Regions from separate parts of the Mus musculus genome. Here region 2 is linked to region 1. A link is a contact called in ENCODE Hi-C or POLR2A ChIA-PET data. All regions are on one chromosome and are shown on one strand. Each heading gives the region's core, a stretch centred on a gene start or an enhancer-like site at or near the end of the contact. The rest is flanking DNA. Distances are from core to core; before and after follow the strand shown. Region 1 holds the start of Trim27 (tripartite motif-containing 27). Region 2 holds the start of C230035I16Rik (RIKEN cDNA C230035I16 gene).

The links. Hi-C counts contacts between places; a loop is a spot of excess contacts on that map. ChIA-PET counts read pairs that join two places held with the same protein, here RNA polymerase II (POLR2A).
Region 2: a map of v-Abl transformed pro-B cells shows a loop between it and region 1 (5-fold over the local background). The contact joins the promoter of C230035I16Rik here to the promoter of Trim27 in region 1. A Hi-C loop is called at or near these places in 23 of 37 maps with a recorded cell type or tissue (CH12.LX, Patski, T-helper 1 cell and 9 more). POLR2A ChIA-PET finds 5 or more read pairs at or near these places in 1 of 5 experiments (Patski).

Annotation. Positions count from the first base shown.
Region 1 is chr13:21,175,073-21,181,270 of GRCm38, reverse strand. It overlaps Trim27 (tripartite motif-containing 27), which reads right to left and starts at 1,340. Exons shown (of 8, transcript NM_009054.3): 1 at 357-1,340. The coding sequence starts at 776.
Region 2 is chr13:23,429,592-23,436,471 of GRCm38, reverse strand. C230035I16Rik (RIKEN cDNA C230035I16 gene) reads left to right here and starts at 5,455. Exons shown (of 4, transcript NR_015492.1): 1 at 5,455-5,762; 2 at 6,120-6,243. n-TAagc13 (a tRNA gene) reads right to left here and starts at 5,060; the gene lies at 4,988-5,060. It overlaps n-TYgta7 (a tRNA gene), which reads left to right and starts at 3,395; the gene lies at 3,395-3,482. It overlaps Gm40833 (a long non-coding RNA gene), which reads left to right and starts at 1,800. Exons shown (of 3, transcript XR_873170.2): 1 at 1,800-2,051; 2 at 2,784-2,841; 3 at 2,942-3,176. It also overlaps n-TKctt11.

The sequences.
Region 1 (6,198 bases), core at 91-2,590:
TCAGCCAGCCAACAGTGACTGTCTGGCTTGGTATCCTGGGTCAGAGCGAGTTCGAGGCGTTCAAGGCCTATGGAAGTGTACTTGGCTCCATGTGCATCTCCTTTGTCAAGGGAGGGTCTCCTCGCGCCGTCCCAGTCGCGGCACGCGTAGAGGCGGTTAGCAGGGGCGCTCGGGGTGGGGGTGGGGGTGCTCCTGGCCTCGCCAGCTACAGGTTCTCCTTCCCAGTCTGAGTGCGGAGGCTCCGCAGCCGACAGGGAGGAAATGACGGCGGTGGGCCCCACGTCCGGCTCGCCATTTTCTCGGTATCAAACCAGGAAGCCCCCGGCTCGCCCCTTTGTCCGCCGGCCCGGCCCTACCTTGAAGCCCTCCACCGCCTCCTCCAGGGGCAGCACGCTGTGGCCGCGGTGCTCGCGCGAGCGGTCGCACACCACGCAGATGGGCATCTGGTCCTGCTCGCAGTACAGCTTCAGAGGCTCCCGGTGCTTCTCGCACACGCCCATCTCGCCGCCGGGCCCCGACGGCCGCTCGGTGCGCAGCTGCTTCACCAGCTGGGTCACGTTGGCCAGGTGCCGGTTGGGTCGCATGTGGCGCTGCGGGAAGGTCTCCCGGCACTGCGGACACGACACGTTAGTCTCCGCGGCACCCCAGCAGCGGGCCAGGCACGCGCAACAGATGTTGTGGCCGCAGTCGAGCATCATAGGCTCCACGAAGTACTGAAGGCACACGGGGCAGGTGGTCTCCTGCTGCAGGCACTCGGCCACGCTCCCGGAGGCCATGGCGCGGGCCGGCTGGGCCGCAGGGCATGAGCCCGGAGCCGAGCTCTGTCGGAGCTCAGCGCGCTCGCTCCGCTTCTCGGCTCCGGAGCGGGGCGGGGCCTCCGGCGCGGGGATCGCAGACGCGCGCGGAGCTCTCGGGCGGCCAGACCCGTCCCCGCACAGCTGCTCCTCACCGACAGCACGGGGAGGAGGCCTGGGCCCCGGAGCCCGGCTGAGAGCCGAGCCGAGGGGAGTCGGGAACCGGGCGCCGCGGGCTGGCTCACCGGGCAACGTGGCCGCGTCGGAAGGGGTCCCGCGGCCGCGCAGACTCCTCAGGGCCGAGCGGAAGAGGTGGGCCGGGGGCGGGGCCTGGCTTCCCGCGCCGCTCTGCTCTCTCGGGGCGGGAAAGCGGGTTTCCTCTGCACAGTCCTGGGTCCCCGGCACCCAGCCCGGGAGTCGGTCGTGGCTGTCGCGTGCAGTGGGAGCAGAGTGTCCCCTGGCAGTGGCGTCGGGTCACTCCAAGCGTCTGTGGGCCCGTAGTCTTCTGCTGAGTTTCCTCTTAGTGGCTAGGCCTCGGCTCCTTTAAAAGTAAGATGGCTTTGCATAAATGCCGGAAAGCTGGGCGGGGAGACCAGCTAGGCCCCTCCCAGTGTGACACACCCAGCTCCAGGCGTTAACAATCGCTAGAAAAGGGTTTAATCATCAGCAACTTTTCTCAGGGGCAGAAACGGAGAAGCCCAGTTCTATCTCCACCCTAAAGTAAATCGGTTTATCGTTCCGAGCCTCATTTTCTTCTCGTGTGAAATGGGGACCGATCGAATCCCGACCAGAGTGCTGACCAGACCATGAAGTCCTCCCCCATCTCCCTAGCTCTACCGTTACTAGGGAGCCACCCCACCGAGAGCCCGCTTGTGAGTCCCTAACTTCTTCTCAGGCTCCTCAGGTGCCCAGTGTCTCACTTCCTCAAGTGAGTAGCCAGACCCGACGTGTCAAAGGGCTGCCTGGCGACACACTTCTCTCTCGTCTTCCCTGCCACCTGCTGAGGAACCTACGTGGCTGTGGGTTCCTATGAGACCCTCGAAGAAACAACCCGGATTCTGCCACGTGGGCCTCATTCTCAGAACACTCCCCCACCCCCACCCCCACCCCCACCCCTCACCTCCAGCCTGGGCCCTGCGGCGCTGGGGCCAAAAATTCTGATTGTCCACTGTAGTGTTGTCCTTCTGCCCATGACGTTAATAACTCTTCTAATAAGTTCTTACTCCCAGCAATCTAGTTCAGTGCCCTCCTTGAGCTCCCATACCCTATTGCTTTCAGGAATTTTCCCCATCAAGGAGTTACACCTTTTTAAACAAACAAACAAACAAACAAACAAACCACAGCTTGAGCATAAAGATCTTTATCCGCTAGTTTAAATGAAGCACCCAGTACATCGAATGACATTGAGTAGAACCTAAAACTTGCTTGTTTCTGCCCAATCGAGAGTCCTGTGATGACCGGAGGAGGTCTTGTAGCCTGGTTTCTTATCACAGAATAGGTTTTCAGTTCTGTGCGCTGTCACTTATGCCATGGCCTTTCCTACTCTCCTTTGGGATTGACTCCGTGCCTGCCCTTGTGTTTGAGCAACAGGGAATTTCTGTATCCAGGCCATCACTTCACTGGATTCTGCTTGATTCTTCCCTATGGGACAAGAAATCCGAGGTACTTAACAAGTCTCGCTCATCCAAACCTCCATTCTCCCCACCTGCTCTTTGAAACTCCAGGCTCAAAACAACTCAGCACACTTCCAGTAAATGGTAGAATATTTGTCCTAGGCTACACTGTAGTCTACTCTGCTACAAAACTGAAGTTGAAAGGAATTGAAAGTGCCAGTCTTACTCCAGAAGGAAGAATTCAGTTTTGCAAGCCGGTGTAGAACTATGAAAAATGCAGGTGGCAGATATGTGTTCTTAGGTCATCAGTGCGGCTCTGGATTTTAGCTTTGTCATCCAGGGCTCATGCGGTCTCTGCTTTCCTAACCTCAAGGCAGATGGCCTGGACAAGCCAGGTAAGTAGGGCAAGGTGGAGGAAGTAGGGGAAAGGAAGCGCTCCCCCTTCCAGGATTGCTACAGGCTCCCTCCTTTCTCAAGCGATAACTGTTTTCTCTTTCTCCACTAATTTAGTAGGCTTGTCATGAGCTTTATGGCTGAGTTGCCTACTCATTTCCAGTGTTTTCAGTGTTAGAGCTCGAACCCAGGACGTTAAGCTAGGCAAGTGCTCGTCTCAGACCCATCCACGCAGTTTTTGTGTTTGTTCCTCCACCTTGGCCTAAATTATTGCAATACCTTATCTGTTTGCAAATGACTTGGAAATGATTCAGTAGTTAGATGAATGAAATTGCTGCTATGAATTTTTTTTTAATCAACTATAGTTGTCAGAGAAACCCTGCTGCTAAGGTTGATATCTGACATTACCAAAAACCACTGAGCTTGGTACAAAATGGTGGACTCCCTTTGTCAGCAGGGCTTCTTCTTCTCTGACCTTGTCTGGAGAGCTTAGAAATGCCCTCCTCCCCCTTACCATCTACCTGAAGAACTGCACGTAGCAGTGGTGAGATTACAGGTTCTCCTTCCTCCACGTAAAAACCTGTCCAGCAAGCACCTGAGATTCCTGGAATGCCTCCCTAGGCTAATGAGGCATCTCTACCTAGCCTTCAGCCAGTGACCTTTGTCCACCCTGGAGATCCCTACTTCCTTCTGCAACGATAGAGAGCCCTTGGTTCCCCTGAATAAAGTTGATCTGATGCTGGACTGTCATTTCCGTTTGTATTCACAAGCCTTTTGAAACCCTGTTCATCGGCTCTGCCCACTTTATCCTGGTGGGCTGGTGGAGAATGACACCAGGGAAAACCACATATGGTAACAATACCTAGTATAGTTGCTAACCTTTATACACTTATGGGAACAAAATAAGAATTCTGAATTGTTTAGTCATCTGATAGGGGATGAGTATCCTTAATATATGAAAGACTTAAAAAAAGTTAACATCCATACAACCCAGAGCTCAATACAAGAAAACAAAACTTTAAAGATCTCAATCAATAATTGGTCAAATCACCAGGCGTGGTGGCGCACTCCATTAATCCTCTTGTAAGTGAAGACCAAGTTTTAAAAAAAATGAAACACAGCCGGGCGTGGTGGCACACGTCTTTAATCCCAGCACTTGGGAGGCAAAGGCAGGCTGATTTCTGAGTTTGAGGTCAGCCTGGTCTACAAAATGAGTTCCAGAACAGCCAGGGCTACACAGAGAAACCCTGTCTCGAAAAACAAAAAATAAAAAACAAAACAAAAATTATATCATATATAAACACACATGTGTATATACACACAGGGACACATAAATACACTCATCAACTCAAACCTGACCTGCACAGGAGGTCAAATATCAAATCAATCAAATATCAAAATTTTGAAACCAACTTGGGCACGAGTTTAAGGCCAGTTTGAACAACTTCCAGTTTGAGCAACTTGGTGGAACCACTGAGGTAGAGGACAAAGAAGGGGAGGGAGAGGGAGAGAGGAGGAGGGGAGGGGGATTGAAAACACGCGGAGGCTACAGCTTAGTGAGAGAGCACGTGCCTAGCATGGGAAAGATCCTATGTTCAAATCTTTACACTGTGGCTAAGGATACACACACACACACACACACACACACACGCGCGCGCGCGCGTGTGTGTGTGTGTGTGTGTGTGTGTGTGTGTGTGTGTGTGTGCATTCATGTGTAAATAAGAGCAAGGAGAGTGATTGGAATGATTGGGGTACCATTGCACCCCCTTTTAAAGGATTGTTAGTTCTATGTGTGTGAGTATTTTGCCAGCATGTGTGGACATGCACATGGATCCTCTGGAACTGGCAGTACAGACTGTTGTGAGCTGCCATGTGAGTGCTGGGAATCAAACCTGGGTCCTCTGGAAGAGCAGCCAGTGCCCTTAACCATAGAACCTCTCCATCCTCTCCATATAGTTTTGAAATATCAAAATTATAGACAGAACATTGGCCAGTAGTGTCGAGGGTGTAGGAAGAGAAGGTGGCATGAGATTCCTTGGCACAGCACAGTTTTGAATTTATATTGAGATTGTTCACATGATGTTTATGTGTGAACTGGAAATGGCAGAGCGAGCAAACCTATAATAGCACAAATCTTTAAACTCTTAAAGCCCACCTCCAGTGGTATACCTCCTCCAACAAGGCCATACCTCTTTCTCCAAACAGTAGCACCAATTGAAGACCAAGTATTCAATGTCTATGAGGAACATCTCATTTAAACCACCACACAAATAAAACTTTAAAATTGAGTTTTGTGACATTATTTCATAGTCATATATTTGTGGCAATGTGTCCATTTAATTTTCCCACTTAGAAATATACATATTTAGACCTCATTATATAAAAACTTTAAAGTTTTTTTTACATTAAAAAAATTTACATGTGGGCTGGTGAGATGGCTCAGTGGTTAAGAGCACTCACTGCTCTCTCAGAGGTCCTGAGTTTAATTCCCAGCAACCACATGATGGCTCACAACCATCTGTAATGGGATCGGATGCCCTCTTCTGGTGTGTCTGAAGATAGTTACAGTGTCCTCATAAATAAGTAAATCTTAAGAAAAAAAAAAAAAGGCATGTATCTGTGCATGTGGGTGTGGGATACCTTGGAGTTAGAGGTGCCAGTAGTTTTGAGCCACCCAAAGTAGGTGCTGGGAACTGAATCTGTCACCTCTGGAAGAGCAGCAAGTGTTCTTAACTGCTGATCCCTCACTCTAACAACATTTAAAGAAAAGGAGGCCATGAGTCTGCGAGAGAGCAAGGGGGAGGAGAGGGGCACATGTGAGGAAAGAAAGGGGGACGCTGCGATGATAACCACAAAAATAAAAATTATCAAAGTATATGCATACATTAGCATTTGTGTGTGTGTCAGTGCAAGCGCTCTCTCTCTTTCTCTCTCTCTCTCTCTCTCTCTCTCTCACACACACACACACACACACACACACACACACACACACACACACACTGAGTCATCCTGAAGCCCCTGGCTTAACCTGTGGGTACTGAACACACTTGAGAAACTTGTCCCTGCACTGTAGAAATAACTGAGCCTGAGTATAAACTCTCAGGCAAACTTTCTAAAGCGAAAGGAAAGGGGCCAAAGACAGGATCAACCCAGCTTTCAAGAAATCCACTTTTCCTACAGACCTGGGAAAGTGTGGGCATTTTATTGAGTTATTGCTGGGGTAAGGTTTATTAGTCATGAGAATGGCTTTTTCTCCCTCCAGGAAACTTCTTAGTTATGATTTAGGGAGATTTTCCCATTTAGGATGCAAATTAGTTGCCGTTTGTTCTCAGAAACATCCAGACATGGCCCTGTATGTGGAGGGTTCTTGTATTGTGGTGAGACAAGAGGGTGGGGAC
Region 2 (6,880 bases), core at 4,206-6,705, 2.3 Mb before region 1:
TTAATTTAATAATATAAAATTGAACTGTTACCAAAAAAAAAAAAAAAAAAGTTAATTTGCGCCCAACGTGGGGCTCGAACCCACGACCCTGAGATTAAGAGTCTCATGCTCTACCGACTGAGCTAGCCGGGCACATGTGCAACTCTTTTCTCCACTACAATAGGAGAATAAGTATTACCCACCCCCAAGTTTGTCATAAGGCATGATTTTAGATTTTGTTTAGTTGTTCATATTAGTTTTCTAGGTAAGAAAAGATGGTACTCTAATAATAAAAGTTTAGCTGGGAATTATTACCCTGTGCTCTACATTTTCCTGCTTCTATTCTCATCCACTGATGTCCCTATTTCTTTCCCTTTTCCCCTCTCTTCATTTCTCTTTCTGTTTTCGGCTCTCTTTCTTCTTCGTCCTCCCTTCTTTTACCTCCCCTCTCCTTTCCTTTTCTCCTCTTCCTCTCTCTCTTCTTGATAAACTACAAAATGTTTCCTGGTTCACTTACGGCTTTTCCAGAGCTCCTGACAAGTGATGTTGCCATCACTTATCATCCAGGGCTCTCCCTTCCTGTGACCCACTGAGGCTTTCTGCTGCTGTTCCCACAACCTGTCAGTTCTCCCGGCTGTCTTGCTCGTTGTGTTAAGAGCGGAACTGAAGGGACAATAATAGCGCAGACAACCGCTTTGAGGAGGCTTCTGTTGACAGATGTTGATTCACTGCAGAGCAGAGGTAACCCATCGGATCGGCGTGTCCGTCAGGATTGCCTGGTAGATTTTAATTCTCATTAAGATGAGATGTCGACTTCATAAACTTGTGGCAAGAAATATAACTGTGGGGTCTAGTTGCATTTTTCAATTGTTTTCAAAATTGGAAAGACCAACTTCATGCCCAAAGTATATAATCAAAACAAAGGGGATTAGAAGGCGACAGTTGCATCATTTTGAAAACCTGAGAGCCCTCAGCACCTTATTATTATCTGCCAGGAGGCAATGGAGATCGCATTTAAAAATCTCTCCCCCGCCCCCCAAGTGTACTCATCCTCCCTGCCCTCTCCCATCCACACCTTCCTCTTTCCTTTACCTAAGAAACCGGATGTTACTGTCTCTCCATTTTATATGTCCTGTCATTCCAAATTCCAGCTAATCCCCAGAACAAAAACAATTCATATGCTACTTGTTCAAAACTGGCATATGAATTCCTCAAGTCTGGAAAACAAATTCATATAATGTAAAATATCAGGATGGACTTCCTAGATTTGGTGATGTTGAAACTGGGAACCAAACATCAACAGTGGGTTTAAACTAAGTTTAAGGCTTTTAAGTTTAACCTAACCTAAGGCTTTCAACTAAGCCGTTTAACACGGACACCATTACATACTTAGCAAATGTTACTGAATTGACTTTAAAAAAATCTTACGTGAGCTTTCCTAGGAACAGGTCATCTGTAGGCAGTTTGCACACTTTTTGGTGAGAGATTGTTATGACCTAAATAAATAAATAAATAAATAAATAAATATCAGAAAGCAGTTATCTGAGAGTCTGCCGACAGGATTATATAGGCATAAGAATACTTCTGAATTTATCAAGGTTCTGGGTGAAGGACCCAGTCGAGACAATCAATGATCAATTTAGCCTGTTCAGGCACAGCTTTTGATCTATCTGTGCAAGTAAGTGTATATTTTAGAAAGCCTTGGCTCTTTAAGAGACACAAAAAGGATACAGAGGCTCAGGGACTTAGTTGCAGTTTGCAGGACGGACTGGGCCTTACATGAAGGAAACAGGAAATCCTTTGCTCAAGTTACCTGAGCAGGCAGCAGAGAGGACACGGAAAGGAACAGCAGCATGTAATGAAGGTCCTCAGCCACCTCGGACCACAGTTCAAGAGAGCCTCCTTGCGGGATGTAATTGGGTTGGGTGCGACCTCTTGGAAAGTCTTCCGGATTGAGGAGCACAAACTACAAAGTTACACAAAACAGAAAATGGATTTCCACTCAAGTCGCTCCACAGGAGTCTCATGGAGGACAGGGCTGTTGATCAGGGGCCTGCATTCATCTACAAGTGGTAACAGTGGGGTCACCCTTCAATTTATGCTTTGGTGAATAATGCGAAGCCGAGGAGGAGGAAGAAGAGGGGGGGGAGGAGGAGTATTCTTTCAAGAATGTATTTATTATTTTTGCAAGTTCTCCTTTTAGATTAACAATCATGGAATTGAGCCTGTGAAAGTACATTTGAACAAAATGGACAATATTAAATACATCTGTAATAAGCTAAAATAAGATAACCCATTCAGTCAGCTGGGGTTGGGAAAGAGAATGTTATATTCAATTTACTCCGATATTTCTTGAAGACATGAAGAGGTTAGTCCTCAACTAAGTGATTAATAGTCTGCTTTTTATTCTTGCTCAGGGAAACAAACAGAACAACAAAATCCCACAAACACTGAACAATAGCAGAGAACTCTTTCATTGTACTACAGGGGAGTGGACACTGCTAGTCCACTGGTGGGGGATTGTTTGCCTATGTGTGTGACTCCAATGTACAGCAACACAACGATCTTTAGTAGGCTCTGAAGAATAATAAGACAGATTTCTGATGTCCGATGTGTCTGTCGTGAGTAAGGAAGAGTAAGAGTCATTTGGAGTTCCTCATGAACTCAGGGAAGCCGAAAGGAATTCTAATACCATCAAATTAATTTGCATTTGAATCCTACTTGAACCCAGCATGGAGACTGATAATTTAAAACTATATTAATTTCATCTTGACAGTCTTTTTTTTTTTTTTTTTTTAATTAAGAGCTAATGTGGTCTCCTTGTTAATCGACAAAGACCAATGTCAGTTAAAGGACGTTTTGGTATGTTTCTCCTCCCATAGTCTTATTTTTATTCATCTTTATCTTATTCTATCCTTTCTCACCTTTGCTTGTTTGTTTGTTTGTTTGTTTGTTTACACAGGCTTTTACTTTGGCTGGCCCTAAACTCACTATGTGGAACAGGCTGTGGCTGGAGTTCACTAAGATCTCACTGCTCCCGACTCCCTGGCTTTGGGATTAAAAGTGTATTCAACCACATCCGGACCAACCATAGAATTTTGCTGCAACTACAGACTAACATGTCTCAAATCTTGCTGACAAACAGGGGCAAACGAGCTGTTTAAATTCGCAATAAAAGTTGGTCCTCTCAAAGCCCTTAATAATTTTGCTTCTGTTTCCTTGGTTTTCAAACTTCCGTTTTCTTCAGGGGCCAAGTCACAGAAATTTGGCTCTGAAGAGATACTGAAATAAAATAAGAGAATGAATAAATGCAAACTAAAAAGTAAGAGGCAGCTGTTACTTGCACAATGATTGATACAACTCTAACCATCACGCAGAGATGGCATCCCAAGTAGGGAAGCAAGTACACGTGGATCCTTCGATAGCTCAGTTGGTAGAGCGGAGGACTGTAGGTCATTGTTCTAGAAATCCTTAGGTCGCTGGTTCGAATCCGGCTCGAAGGAACCCTTGTTTTTTTTAGCGTCTGGGAGCTCGTTTCCGAAAGAATTGAGCGGGACTTTTCGTATTTGACTGACCTCAATACTACTCTCGATGTGCAAAGTAGTGACTGTAGATTTTATAATTTGTTCTCTGTAATAGTTTTTAATACTTCCAAGCAGGCTTTGACGTCATAGATCACATAACCCCACCCCTGGAGATCCTTGTGCCCTGGAATAAAGGGGCCGGCGACGACCTGTAGACACGAGGTTTGGGGCCGGGTGTGCTCCTGAACCCGCCCAGTGGCCGAGAGTGAATACAGGTCCTGTGGTTAATCGGTGGGGCACGCGCGCCCTCCAGTAGTCAGAGCGTTCTCAGCAGCTGGACCTCAGGCTCAAGTTTCTCAGTAGGCATCTTCCTATCACCTCACGGCAGGAGGAAAATCCTGTTCCTTCAAGCTTTTGGTTTAACTATGTTACGATGGTTTTGTTTCAAGAGTCTGGGGGGAAATTGGTGTAAATCAGAATGACCTGGAGACATTTTACAACCTAGGGGATGCGAATTTAAAAAGTTATACAGGCGATTTTAATGTGCTGCAAGGGCTTTAAAACGCTGCTAGAGCGTTTCTCTTAAAAAACAAACAAAACAAAACAAAACAAAACAAAACAAATGGCATTGCTGGAAACGGAATGGCAGTTTTAGGGGAGAAATGCAAGAGGAGATTTAGTTCAAAGAAAATACAGAGAAACCCTGTCTCGAAAAATAAAAAAAGAAAAGAAAAAAAAAGAAAGAAAATCTCACCTATCAGTAGCGCATATTTGCTAATTTTGTGCTAATCCTTTTAAACTGCGTTACTCCTGCTCTCAAAATCAGTTACCTGTAGAATCGTGTCAATGAGAGATTAATATTAAGTAAGACAAAGTAATTGACAAAGATTTCAGTTCAACATATCGAAAGTTGTACAAGGGTTTTTGTGCTTGCAATTTCTTGTACCTTCCATCCCATGTGTCAGAACTTTTCTCTAAGCAAATAATTTTCAGAAAGATAGAAAATAGTTCAATTTTTTTCTTTAAAGATAACGTTTGGGCCTCGGATATAAAATATATTAGATAGTCCTGGACTAGGCGTTTCTGCAAGGCACAGTAAGTTCCAACCCACAAGAGCTGGTCCTACATTTCTTTCCATATCTTGGGCTGTATTCCGGGATATTCCAGTGCCGGTAACTGAACTGAAACAAAAAAAGCAAACGACCTAGATCCAAACACCGCTATATACGCTTCCCTGTCTCAACAAAGGGAACGCGTTTGCGCGTTAACAAAGGGAAAGCTGTGAGAACTTGATAGGAAAACAGGAAATACCAACTCCAGAGCTCCAAGCCATTTCCTGGAGAACAGTGTGTGGTAGGAACTAGGCCCTTCCGGGTTGCTGAGAGAACTTCTGAAATTTAACTATAGAGGTTAGAAGTAACGGATTTGGTTGTTCTTGTTCTAGCAGGGTATGATGGGAAAAGAAACAGGCATAAATGCAAAACTGGAGAATGCGGGCATCGATCCCGCTACCTCTCGCATGCTAAGCGAGCGCTCTACCATTTGAGCTAATTCCCCTTCTGATGGTAAGTGGCTGCTACCTTACTCCCTTTTGATAACTGGATGTAATTCAATGCTCGCTGTTATTTTCAGCTCATCAAACAGAAATTGTGGGAGTGGGAGTGGGGTGGGGGTGGGGGTGGGGTGGAGGGGGTGTTAGTGTGTTTGTTGATATGATTTTTTTTATGTCTAATAAAATCCGAACAAGATGATAAAAACTGAAGTGGAGAAAGTAAAATGGAGTATTTAAGAAAGAGTTTCCTGAGTTAGGGTTGGTGTTTTATAATCCCAGAACTGCAGGGAAGGGGAAGAAAGAAGTCCTAAGGCAGGAGAATTGCCCCCTCTTTGAGGCCATCTTGTTTTACATAGCAAAAAGTGAGATTGTGGCTTGGTTGTCACGGAACAGTCCCGGGGTTACTTGCGCCCTCTATAAATGAAAGACGGTACCGCCAGTTCTGGGAATCGCACAGGGGTGCGTACAAATGGACCAGGACGCGGAGAGCACGGAAACAACGGTGCTGGGACCTTGTGCACAGAATCCAGATGCCAGATGGGAATTAAACATTCGGCCGAGAAAAGCAATCTAGTTCCCTGGGCTCGACTTTGACTCACTCCTTGGTCTGCACCAATCCTCACATCCCTCAGGTCCTCTAACTTTTACGACAGTATCCAGAAATCGATTCTTTGGTCTCTACGGCTCCAGAAGGCTCGCTCATCAAGGTCAGTCCTTTGTCTGGCTGTTTTCTTCCTTTTTTCTTTTTCTTTTTCTTTTTCTTTTTTTCTTTTTCTTTTCCTTTTTTTCCTTTCTCTTTCTTTCTCTTTCCTTTCTTCTCTTCCTTCCTTTCTTTTTTTCTTCTTTTTTTAAAATCACTGCCGGAGGCCACATGGCCAAAAGTGAAAGGGTCTGTCCTGGTTAATTTCTCTTCCCTGCAGGCACTGTTTCGAGGAGTTTCAAAATTAATTTTTCCAAAGAAAATATCGAGAAACTGGTAATTTTGTTGAGGTAGAGCCATGGCCCGAAATTCACTGTGTAGTTGAAGATGACCCCGGAGTCATGATCCTTCTGCTTTCTTTCAGAAACGTTCCATTACCTTCGATTAGAAGTGGATACATATATGATTTTGGCCTAAAAAAAAATTTGCAAAAAGGGAGAATGCAAACTTGTCCTTTTCCTTTTGGATTTACGGAGTGCCAGTATCAGGTGTGGTTCCAGGTTCCCGTTCCAGGTTCCAGATAAGGCTGTGGTGAGGTCTCGAGCAGACAAGCACAAGTCCAATTGCCTCTTCTTTTGAAAGTTCGTCAAAAAGACTTCTGCTTGTGGGCTTAATGTTTATTTCTTTAAAACTCAATAAAATCGGAGCAAGATAATTAGAACTAAAAGAGAGAAAGTGAAACATTTAAGTCAGTGATTCTAGAGCCAGCTGTGGGGTGGTGTATCTCAGCAGCGGGGGTGGGTGGTGGGGGTGAGTTGGAGGCCTGCCTGGATAGCTTCATGAATACCAGCTAGTCAGAGCTAGAAAACAAGTCCTGTAAATATGAAGAAATAAATGAATAAACAAATAGGGAAAGGAAATAAAAGAAAAAGAAACACACATCCCGAAATTTGACCCCATGTCTCTGAACTGTGCAAAAAGCCCATACGAGGTCTTTCCAGGGACTTTAGACCACCCGCAACACTAGCTTTTCTCTTTTGCTTATTTATTACAGTCAGGGTTGACAAAAAGAGAATGGTTTTCTGTGGGAAGAAACTCCCTCCACATAAGAGATTTTAAATTTCACATGCTGAAATTGTATAACGAAACCCACTGTTATTCCTCTTATAGTCAGACTTGAGCTGA